Regions from separate parts of the Homo sapiens genome. Here region 1 is linked to region 2. A link is a contact called in ENCODE Hi-C or POLR2A ChIA-PET data. All regions are on one chromosome and are shown on one strand. Each heading gives the region's core, a stretch centred on a gene start or an enhancer-like site at or near the end of the contact. The rest is flanking DNA. Distances are from core to core; before and after follow the strand shown. Region 1 overlaps SH3PXD2A (SH3 and PX domains 2A). Region 2 holds the start of CALHM3 (calcium homeostasis modulator 3).

The links. A loop is a pair of places that touch in the nucleus more often than their neighbours do. ChIA-PET counts read pairs that join two places held with the same protein, here RNA polymerase II (POLR2A). Pooled maps may share reads with other maps.
Region 1: a loop to region 2 is called in a map of sigmoid colon, with 2.0 times the contacts of the local background. The contact joins the enhancer-like site here to the promoter of CALHM3 in region 2. A Hi-C loop is called at or near these places in 1 of 168 maps with a recorded cell type or tissue (sigmoid colon), 3 of 37 single-sample maps with no recorded cell type and 7 of 50 pooled maps. POLR2A ChIA-PET finds 5 or more read pairs at or near these places in 1 of 52 experiments (Panc1).

What each region holds. Positions count from the first base shown.
Region 1 is chr10:103,661,466-103,667,503 of GRCh38, forward strand. The region is part of intron 7 of SH3PXD2A (SH3 and PX domains 2A); the gene reads right to left. It overlaps LOC124902495 (a long non-coding RNA gene), which reads left to right. Exons shown (of 2, transcript XR_007062276.1): 2 at 4,482-4,686. Among named protein-coding and RNA genes, the nearest start is that of SH3PXD2A-AS1, 82 kb to the right of the region's middle. Within about 2 kb of position 4,231, at least 3 of the 41 ENCODE cell types and tissues checked have a DNase peak (open chromatin) inside an H3K27ac peak, as active enhancers do.
Region 2 is chr10:103,476,971-103,482,606 of GRCh38, forward strand. CALHM3 (calcium homeostasis modulator 3) reads right to left here and starts at 2,270. Exons shown (of 3, transcript NM_001129742.2): 1 at 1,776-2,270. The coding sequence starts at 2,062. It overlaps NEURL1-AS1 (NEURL1 antisense RNA 1), which reads right to left. Exons shown (of 4, transcript NR_120675.1): 4 at 2,633-3,027. RefSeq lists an enhancer at 1-828.

The DNA.
Region 1 (6,038 bases), core at 2,981-5,480, 190 kb after region 2:
AGCCTGCGGGGAGGCCTGGGGCCGACGGGGTCTCTCCGGCCTCCCTCTCGGGCCGGCAGGGGCATCGGGGAGGGCGGCGAGCCAGCGGGTGGGCGGCCCATGAGGGCTGAGGCCAGAGGCAAAGGAAAGGCAAGCAGGAGGCTCCAGCCTCTGCCCCCAACCCCTGCAAACCCGAGAGAAAAGGCAGCCCTGCTCCCTCGGGCGGGAGAGGGAGAGGAGAGAGCGGGAGAGAGCTTCTCCACGGCCCAGGCCCAGGCGAGGAGTCAAGAGGGTTTGAGGCCGCCAATCACTGGGGTTTACTCGCAACCCTTAAATAGAAACACATGAGACCCGTCGAATGAGGAGCCGGGGGTGGAGGCAGGGGAGGGGGAGGAGGCCTAGACTGTTTACTTGAAACCCAAGAAGAAAGTCCCCGCGCCAGCGGCTGGCGAGCCCAGCCCGCCCCCCGCCAACTTTTCCTCAAGTTCGCTCCGTTCCTGCCCCTCGGGCTCACCCAGGCGCTGCCACCGAGCCCAGGCCGGGTACAGTCGGACCAGCCTCAGGCCTGCCCCCAGCCCTGCTTCCAGAGAGGGCCCTCTGGCTGCAGAGACTGACTCAGTTTCTCTCTGCCTTTCAGTGCCGGGGCTTGTGGTCAGGCCCCGGCAGTTTGAGGGGCTTGAGGGGTCAAAAGCTGGGTGCAGCAGAGGGAGGGCAGGTGGACTCCCAGGAGCAAGCAGCTTCTCTGTCCTCCTCAGCCACTGGACCAGCACGACATTTGCTAAGCAGGCACCAGGCAGGAAGGCAGACAGGCTGGGTGCCCTTTTAGCTTCCTAGCTGAGTGGCACTGGATGCTGCTTAAACCTCTGCACTTCAACTCTTCCCATCACCATTATTGGCGGGGGGGGGGGCGGGGGGGGATAAGACACTTAAAATATGATGTGCTTTTTTTTTTTTTTTTTTTTTTTTGAGACGGAGTCTCGCTCTGTCGCCCAGGCCGGACTGCGGACTGCAGTGGCGCAATCTCAGCTCACTGCAAGCTCCGCTTCCCGGGTTCACGCCATTCTCCTGCCTCAGCCTCCCGAGTAGCTGGGACTACAGGCGCCCGCCACCGCGCCCGGCTAATTTTTTGTATTTTTAGTAGAGACGGGGTTTCACCTTGTTAGCCAGGATGGTCTCGATCTCCTGACCTCATGATCCACCCGCCTCGGCCTCCCAAAGTGCTGGGATTACAGGCGTGAGCCACCGCGCCCGGCCTATGATGTGCTTTTAGCTAGGAGTGAAAAGGATCCACTAGCCAGAAATGGACTAGTCACCTCCTACAGGAAGCCTTCTCAGACCACCCCCAGCCCAAAGGGAATTCCTAGTATACTTTTGTTTTTTTTGAGACAGGGTCTTTGTTGCCCAGGCTGGAATGCAGTGGTGCAATCATGGCTTACTGCAGCCTTGACCTCCTGGATTCAAGCAATCCTCCCACCTCAGCCTCCCATGTAGCTGGGACCAAAGGCACACACCACCATACCCGGCTAATTTTTTTATGTTTTGTAGAGCTGAGGTCTCACTTTGTTGCCCAGGCTGGTCTTGAACTCCTGGGCTCAAGTGATCCTCCCGCCTCAGTCTCTCAAAGTGCTGGGATTATAGGCATAGGCCACTGCGACTGGCATAAACTATATGTCTGCCAATCTCCTTGAAGGCTAGGGGGCTTCATGTCACTAGCCTGGCTACAAAAATTGCTGAGGGTCTCCAAGTTCCACACAGCCCCCTTGGTGCCTCAGCCTATAGCCACATTCCCCACACGCCTGAGTTTGACTTGGCAAATGTGATGTGCCAGGCACATTAACCGCCCCATTTCATGCCCACAACATCCCCCTTATCTTCCATTTCACAAAAGACTAACCAGAGGCCCCTCTACAGCAGGCAAGAGACGACTCTAGCTCCCACAGCTGCTATGAAGAGCATCACATTCATTCAGTATGATTTTGTTCAGGCCCAAGCCCATCTGTCTTTCCATTGCAGAATAACTGCCTCTGATTTGTTTCCATCAGTCTGGTTCTTCTAGCACAGTAATCCTCAACTTGGAAGCACAGAATCACCCAGGGAGCTTTTTAAAAGTACTGATGCTGGGCTCCAGAGAGACAGGTTTCTTTGGTCTGGGACTCAGGCATGAGTAGTTTTTGGACATCCCCCCTGTGTCCCTATGGTGCTTGTGTGCACCCAGGTGCAAGAAGCACTACTTAGATCTTTGGGTCCTTCTGTAGGGGGAGGCTCCCTCCAACCTAGGGCAGACGGCAATGGCCACAGAACTCTAGGAAATCCCAAAGGGAGGCCTCCTTCCAGGGAAAGAAACCCACTGCCCCCCGGCAGTTTTCTCCCATGAGGTGTGGGCCCTGCAGGCCCATCTCAGCCCTTTGGAGAAGCAGAAGGGACCCTGCACAGCTGAGTGTGCCACATACATTCGCACGTGCACAGTCCCGAGCAGCCCTGCTAAAGCCGGGATTGTATTTCAGGCAGAAATGCAACCAACAGCCGGGCAGTAGGGCCTGCCCCGCCTCTGTACTTAGGCATGCCAGCTTCTGTGCCTGCCCCTGCCAGCTGGGCAGAGGCAGCGCCGGGTGCTGCGCTGACGGACTACCTCCCACTGTGCCCCTAGGGGAACAGCAGTGCCTGTTCCATGCCTGGAGCCTCTGTGGCCAACAGCACTTCTTAAGCGCACCCGGCACAAAAAGGGCCATCCCTGCCCTACGAGAAATGGGGCCTCCTTTCCCAGTGTGGGGGCACTGGATGAGAAGAGTGGGAAAGAAAGGCTCCAGCAACAAACAAGAATAGAGAGTTCTGTGGCAGGTTAGAGAGCCCGCAAGGCCTGAGTATGGCCAGATCATAGCAATAGTGACAGCAAGCCTTCATCAGTGCTGACTTGGAGGCATCCAACAGCATCGAGCTGCCTCGTCCAATCCTCAGAGCAACCCCATGCAGTAGGTCCTGTGATGGCCCCGTTTCACGCATGGGCAAAGCAAGCCTCATGAGGGTAAGTGAATTCTCTAAGGTCACACAGCTGGGATTGAACCCAAGCCCACCTGACACCACTGCCTATGATCTTAACTTCTGCACTGTATGTGGCCTATAATGGGCCACCGGCGCCTGGTCCCTAGGGAAGGGCCCATTACATCCCAGGTACCTGGGACACAGCGGCTGCTTAATAAAGACTAGAGTATGGGTTTCTTTCTCTCTCTTTTTTTTTTTTTTGAGACGGAGTCTTGCTCTGTCGCCCAGGTTGGAGTGCAGTGGCAAAATCTCGGCTCACTGCAACCTCCGCCCCCCAGGTTCAAGCAATTCTCCAGCCTCAGCCTCCCGAGTAGCTGGGATTACAGGTGCCCACCACCATACCTGGCTAAATTTTTTTTTGTATTTTTTAGTAGAGATGGAGTTTCACCATGTTGGCTAGGCTGGCCTTGAACTCCTGACCTTAAGTGATCTGCCCGCCTTGGCCTCCCAAAGTGCTGGGATTATAGGCATAAGCCACCACGCCTGGCCTAGAGTATGGGTTTCTAGTTGACTCTTGCCACCTCTACTGACCAGACCACAGTGCCTGTTAGGTGGCAGGCACTCAATAAGTGTGAAATGAACCAGTGAAACGCGTGAACTGGCAGAAAGATGAACAGAGGGACTCATTGGTTTGTGGTGTCAATATGAATACCTTGACTCTGATATGGGAATATGGGAAAATGAGCCAAACTCGAAGGGAGAAAGGGGAGATGGGGAAACTGAGGTAAGGAGGAGAAAGAAGCCCCAGCTTTGTGGCCAGAAGATGCCTGGAGGACGAGCAGGAGGTGCTGGGGAGTGGACAGACATCAGCTCATTTTAATCCAAGCCAAGAAAATCTGAGGCAGGGTTTCAAAGCAGAGTTAAATCCACACCCCCACACCCCTTCCCCCCACCACTTTCCTGGAAAATTGGCCTGACCTTCCTGAAGGCTGACTCTCTGGGACACAGGTAGAAAAGTTAAGGAAATATTCTCTAGGCATTGGAAAGCACAGACAGGCTATGGCCTCTCTCAGGAGCTGCTCCAAAGGCTGTGGGATGGACACACGGACACTCTGTCCTTCTGGCTGCCCTTCCCTCCCGTTGCACAGGCAGGCTCCCAGCTCTTCCCTCTGGCAGCTGCCTCTTAGGGTGTTCCCTGGCCAGGGCAGCCGGGCGGGCGGGAGCTGCGAGCAGGTATCCAGATGAGAAACCACTTGCAGGCCAGGCAGGCAGTGGGCGGTGATGTCATCCCACAGAGGCCACTCTGGATCCCCTCTCAGCCAAGGCCTGCAGAACTAGGGGCTGGAGGAGTCTGCCTGAGTGGGGAGGGGGCAGTGGAGGGAGCCTGGTGTCTTTAGATGAGGAGTGCTTGGCAGGAGCATGGAGAAGGGGTGTACCTCTTCTAGACAGCAGAGCCTCTCCTGGGTTGGAAGGGGCCTTTGCATGAGTCTGATCCAGAGATGGACCCTTGTGCTTTATTACAGAGCCCCTGGCTGGACCTGCTGGGGTCCCAGGGGTCCCCTGGACCCCTGCCCCACCCTTGCCTCACATCTGCATTCCTTCAACTACCACCTGGATGGAACCCTGGCTGCCAACTTAAACTTCTCAACTGGGCTTTTGCCAAGTCAGTCCCATGCTCCAACGCCTTCCACGGCTCCCTCTTGCCTATAAAGGACAAATTCAAGCCCAGTCTTTCTTGCCAATCTGAGCTCCCCAAGTTCCTTGATCCCCGTCCCCCACACCACCATTCAATACATCATTCATGATTCAACACATGTATCGAGCACCCACTAGGCGCCAACACCCAACACCACTGCTCCATGCAGCTTCTTACTTTCCAAGTCTGTGCTCTAGCTGCTGCCCCCTGCTGGAATGCTTTCCCTTCTCTCTACCAATCCCAGTTTCCCAATTCTCCCCAAGCATCTCTGTCCTCCAGGAGGCTCCTGATCACTCTTGTTCCCTCTTTTCTGTTCCCTCCTGGACTTTATGTTGGGCATTGCTCCCCAACCAAAGTATGTGCCTTGGACAAGAGTCTCTCGACACTCCAGGACTGGTGCCTCAGGACATGACATGGGACATAGTAATTACCTGAAATTCATGATGGAAATGCTTAGAATTAGAGTCCAAAGGTCTGAGGTCCAGTCCTGCTTTGCCCTTACTAGCTCTGAGATCCTGGGGAGGACACGTAACCTCTCTTGAGCTTTAGTGTCATCTGGAAACAGGAACAATAGCAGTTCCTACCTCATGGGAATTGTTCTGAGCACGGAATGAAGTGACGGGGCTTCAAGTCCTATGGAAATCATAGATGGTCATTTTAAAGCAAGTGGAGGGAATGGGAGATCTGAGGAGCAGCAAAGCTGTTGGTTCCTTCGTGGGCTCACCAGCAGGCAGCTCGGTGCCAGGGCTGCAGGTGCCAGGAGAAGGGTGGGGAAGGGAGGCCGGGGGCTGTGTCCCTGCAACATGCCCCTCCCAGACCCTACCTTCAGCAGGTAACGGGTACTTGCCAGCTGGATTGAGAGGCAGCTCAGAGCCCCCTGGGCCTACTCTGGGGGGATGCCAGGCTAAGCAACCTGAGGCCCCTGATCTATAAGGATCTCCAACATCAGCCCTTACCTCTGAGTTTCCTGTCTCATATCTCAAAGAACCCTCCAACCCTCCAGATGGAGAAACCAAGGCCCAGAGAGACTCTGGCCCTGGACTCGCAGTCTGGCTGGGTTTTCCCCCAGCCCACACTGCCTCCCCTGGGCCTCTCACTCCAAACAGCTGGGATCATCTTGAGACGTGGTTAAGTGTCCTCCCCAGGGTCACAGAGCTAGTAAGGCCCTGTGCTGGCCTCCACCCCAGGCTCCCCACGACTCCCCAACCCTGGGCATCCTACAAAAGTCCCTCTAGCCCCTTATAACTGGTTCCTCCCAGGCTGGACTGGGACTGCTGGCCCCTCCGCTATACGTTTGGTGAATAAAATGTATTGCTGTGGGCCAAGTGGGCTCTGGCTCACTGGCGTGTGGAGAGGGGAAAAAGGGACAGGAGCCCAGTGATTA
Region 2 (5,636 bases), core at 1,020-3,519:
ACCCCAGAGGGATGGGGCCTTGTGGATAAATATCCCAGCTTCTTAAATCCTCAGTGGGAAAATTCTGAGATGTGTTCTATGCATGCCCTTAGGGGGTCCCCTGAAGGATTAAGCCCCAGTTGCCCACTCATTATCACATTCTTTCAGAGCCTGCTTTTGGAGGAGAGCCTAAGCTAAGACAGCCCTGCCCAGTAACCCTCCAAAAGCAGCACCTCTAACACCCCTACCCACAAGGCATCCCAGGAGCCCACCCTCTGACCGGCCTCAGGCGCCTTTCCAGATCAACTCTGCCCCTGCCTGTAGTGACCTCGACTGGGTATTGGCCACAGGACAGGAGCCCAGTGGAGCTGTGCCCACTGGACCCCAGAGGAAAAGGCCAAGGACACACCCAGTGCCTGTGACCCACCCTGCACAGCTGAATTGCAGGGAGATGTGATCCCTGAGAACATGGAACAGAGGCTGAGGGTGCACCGGATGCAGATGTTGTTTCTGAATTGGATTGTACACAAAACATCCAATGGTGTGTGCCAGGTGTGTGCGTGCATGGCCTACCCAGTGTGAGCTGTAAATATGTTCTAGGCAGTGGTGGCTTTAGCATTTTCTTTTCTTTTTTTGTCTTTTTTGAGTCTTGCTCTGTCGCACAGGCTGGAGTGCAGTGGCACGATTTCAGCTCACTGCAACCTCTGCCTCCCAGGTTCAAGCGATTCTCCTTCCTCAGCCTCCTGAGTAGCTGGGACCACAGGTGCCCAACACCACGCCCAGCTAATTTTTTATATTTTTTAGTAGAGATGGGGGTTTTGCCATGTTGGCCAGAGTGGTCTCGAACTCCTGACCTCAGGTGATCCACTCGCCTCGACCTCCCAAAGTGCTGGGATTACGGGTGAGAGCCACCGCGCCTGGCCCCCCCACCCAATCTCTGGCTCCTTATTTTCCCCCAAGGCTAGCCATAGAAACTAGAATCCATCTTCCCCAAGGTGGGTCATAGAAACCAGAACTCCTTTTCTCCAAAGCTGCCACCATAAAACCTAAAAATATGATTCTAATTTCCCCCCGCCTTTCTGTCTGAAAACTGGCCGTAAAGAAATGATCTGACCTACCTAGTTTCATTGTAGATCATAAGACTCCCTTCTAGAGAGGGTCCTGCCCCGTGTCTGGGAGAAAGGAACACTGTATAGAGAGGCCAAGAAGAACCTAGATGGCCTTGCTGAGTTTCCCCACTCCGTCTATAACATCAGTTCATCCCTTTTTTAATCCAATTCTATTTCTGCGTGGCTATCCAAACCTTGTTGAACCTAAGCATAAAAATGAACCATTTCCTCTGTATCTTTAGGTCTTTATTCTGAAGGTTCTGTGGCACATAAAACGGTAATCAAATAAATTTGTATGCCTTTTCTCTTATTAATCTGCCTTTTGTCAGTTGATTTTCAGCAGAGCTTCAGAGGGCAAAGAGGAAGTTTTCCCGCAGCCCCTAGAGTGGCCTGGGTAATTGGGAATCCTGTGTCATTCCTATGTTTACAGCACTGGCCACGGAAAGGTGACAAACGATAGGAACAGAAATATGTTTCCAGAGTGGAAACTGGCAAGTGGCTCTCTGTGAGCCGATAATTCCTAGTTGGGGAAAGGAGAGGGCGCACCTGGCAGTACCTGTAGGGTGGGTGGAGAATCCCCTGATAATGAGAATGGTTGGGGTCTGGGGGTGCACTTGACAGTGCCTGTGGGGTGGCTGGGGAGCCCCTGGCAAAGCTCATGGGTCACTGAGTGGTGTGGGACCGCACCTGATGATGCCTGGGTCCTTCCTCCGGTGCCCTGCGGGCCGGCGCCACTCCTCGACCATCACCACAGACTGCCGGTTGGCGAGGAGGCCGCAGAGAAACAGGGCGAGCGGGGGCGTCAGCAGCAGGCCCAGGCCGTAGAGTGCATTGTAGTGCACCAGGCAGGGACAGTTGAAGTCAAAGGAGGAGTACAGCTTGACGGTGACCGCAGCCAGCAGCAGGCAGATGCCATTCATCACCGACTCCGAGCTTGACTGGAAGTGCTGGAAGAGCATGCGGAATTTATCCATGGCTCCAGCCTGGGTGGGTGGGCGGCCGTCGGTTCGGCTCAGTGAGGCTCTGGCCACCTTCCTGGTGTCTGCTGTGCTGGGGACGAGCCTGGGATCTGCAAGAGGTTCTCTCTCTGCTTCCAAGGGCCTGAGGGGCCAAGGAGGAAGCAGTGCCCAGGCCCCAGCCCAGGCTCCCGGGATCCAGTAGGCACTTAAGGCAGGGACAGGCTCTCACCACAAAGGCTCCCCTGCCCAGCCCAATGGTCCCCTGGTGCCACTCCCCTCCTGTCTGGGGGAGTGAGTCACCCTCTGTGACCGGGCAGCCCAAAGCACCTCTAGGCAAATGGGCCCCGCCCTGTCACTCCATTCCTCCCGGCCCATTTCTCTTTGCTTTACGGTCTGGATGCTCAGGCTTGACAGCCGTTGGAGCTTCCTTCGGGGGACAGGCAAATTCTGGGTGTGGTGAGGAAAAGATGCTGATGGAGCCAAGGTAGTATATTTTCTGGTCTTGATCAAAAGCATGACTCTGAACTTGTCTCACAGGCATAGTAAAACAACAGCAACAACAACAACAAAATATGACGACTCAGCTCAGCCCAGGGAGATTTCATGTTGGCTTTCAGGCTAGGAGGAGCCAGAAGGGGCACCTATTCCTGACCGAAGGCTTCCTGGAAGAGGAGACCCTTGAGAGGAGTCTTCAACGATGTTTCAGCATTTGCCATGAAAGGGGTAGCGGAAGGGGATGGCCTCCCTGGGCGACGTGCTAAACATTGTGCATTAACCACTGGGTGCCCATGGGAGAGGCTGCTCAAGTGCCACGCCCACACCTGCATGGCTTTCCCCCTGCCCTTCTTCCGTGTGAGGGGCATGCGTTTGAAATCACTGCTTCTTCTCCTAACTCTCCCACATCACTAGGTCTCTCCTTGTGTCTCAGTTCCAGTCTCTCCGAAGGATGACAGCCCAGATGTTTGAGGGACCCCTGAAACCTGCAAAACGAATTTTGTAAAGGTCACTTGGCCCATATTGTAAGTCAGATCATCCCAAATAAGTCTTGCAAATTTCGTAACCATCTGTGTGGTCTGTACTTCTGATGAAGACAGACAGAAACCTGGGTCTTACTTATTATTATTATTATTATGAGATAGAGTCTTGTTCTGTCACCCAGGCTGGAGTGCAGTGGCACGATCTTGGTTCACTGCAGCCTCTGCCTCCCGGGTTCAAGTGATTCTCCTGCCTCAGCTTCCAAGTAGCTGGGATTACAGGCACCCACCACCACGCCCAGCTAATTTTTGTATTTTTAGTAGAGACAGGGGTTTTGCCATGTTGGTCAGGCCGGTCTCGAACTCCTGACCTCAGGTGATTTGGCCCCCTTGGCCTTCCAAAGTGCTGGGATTACAGGCATGAGCCACTGAGCCTGGCCACTTAGTATTTTTATTTTCCATATTTGTACGTTACTCTAGGTCCTATGAGACAGATTTCCCTGTGTGAGGGAAATGAGGCACTGGAGAAGATGGGGAGAGCCACCAGTGGCCCTGTGAGTCTGACTCTGAGCGGAGGAGAGGGCGGGGCAGGGGTGAGAAACCCTTCAAGCCAGGAGGACCACCACAACTTCAGGTGGGTACAGTCCCAGAGGGGCTGTTGGAGGTCACATACCCTGGCGGGGACAGAGCCAGGGAGGAAGCTGGGATCCTCCATCTGTGCCTTTCAGCCTTAGTCACCCACTGGGCTGCTGACCAGAAAAGGGGACTGTCCTGGCCCAAGGCCAGGCTTCGTGACCCTGAACCAGCAGGGCTGGTGTGGAGCAGGCGGGGAGCTAACTGGGCTGGGAGGGTCATGAGCACCCCTCAATCCCATTCTAGTCTCAGGGAGGGATAGAGTGTCCTAAGGGTCCCCAGCCACTCTAACCTTGAGAGTTCAGAAAACAATAGACAATGCTTCTGGAAGAACACTTTGAAGAAAACTGGGTCAAAGACTCCAGGCCAACCTTTTCACAGCTCCAGCCTCTGAGAGGTAAGACAGAGCTACCAGGTCAGCCTGGGTCCCTGGAGCCCTGCAGGGCAACAGGTGCTGAGTGACTGCAGCGGGGCTGACCCTTGCCGGGTATTTACAGGAAATACTTCAGTAAAGAAACAGGCCAGAAAGAAGCCCACCACAAAAGGGATATTATCTGTCAAAGAGAGGGGATGGCTTACATTTTTTTTTAAATCTCTATTTTCTGAATTGTCGACTTTTATAATAGTAGACATAATAAATCATTACTATAATCATAATAATGATTTTTAACTATTTCCAGCAAAAATCATAAAACATTTTAATTAGAAAAACATAAAAAGATAAAAGGACAAGGCAAAAAGGAGAATTCCATTTTGTTGCCTGGAGCTTGGCCCTGCTGAACTAGTAGAGAGAGAACTAGAGGCAGCAATAAATGGAGAAAGGCTTCTTTTACTCACACATATGGAAAGATATTAAATTGCAGATCTGGCCGGGCGTGGTGGCTCACGCCTGTAATCCCAGCACTTTGGGAGGCCGAGGCAGGCAGATTGCCTGAGCTCAGGAGTTTGAGACCAGCCTGGCCAACATGGCAAAACCCCATCTCTATTAAAAATACAAAAAATTAGTCGGGCATAGTGGTGCATGCCTGTAATCCCAGCTACTTGGGAGGCTGAGGCTTGAGAATTGCCTCTCTTGAGGCTGAGGCATGAGAATTGCTTGAACCCAGGAGGCGGAGGCTGCAGTGAGCCCAGATCATGCCACTGCTCTCCAGCCTGGGCAACAAAGAGAGACTAAAAATAAATTACATTTTTCTTTTTAATAATGATTTAATCTTTTTTTTTTTTTTAAAACCAGTTGTAAATATGTGTTAATTTGCAATTGGAAGATCTTTATAGAATAAATCTTTGGTACTTTCTTCATGTTATTTTGTTTTATTTTCAAATTGGAGTCTTGCAGATATATTCTTGGGGGTCTTCCAGTTTTTTTTGATCTTTGCAAAGGAGTCTGGATATTATTTGAGAAACACTGGCTTCACCGTTCTTGGAGTTCCTGTTATTGAGAGGGCTGTTTAGGACTAGATGCCCCCTACTGGAGAAACTCGTTGTATGTGATGTGTGAGAGATGTGTCTATGTACCTGTGTATGCATGTGTGTACACATGTATGTGTATGTGCGTAGTGCATGTGTACATATTTGGTGTGTGTATGCATGTGTGTTTTCATACATATGGGTGTGGCCGTCTTCCTACTTTGTATATGGTGAGTATGCCCTCCCCTGACAGTTCTTTCTTTTCTTTTTCCTTCACAGGGAAGGCATTGAACGTGCGTCCCACTTCTCAGGACTGGGAGACTGTTGTTCTGTGTGTCTAGCAGAGGGTGGTGCCCTTTCTGTCTCTCGGTGGCGTGATTCTCTGCTTCCCTGAGGACACAGGCCTTTGAGCGGTCCTGGCAGACCCGGGGAAAGCAACGTGGCACTTCTGTGGGCCCCACTCTGGTGACTCCACAGAGCCGTGTAGCCCTAAGGGCAGAGACAGGCTGGAAATGAAATGGGGCCATCTAACAGATGGCGCTGGAACAACTGGCTAGCCATTCGGGAGCAATCTC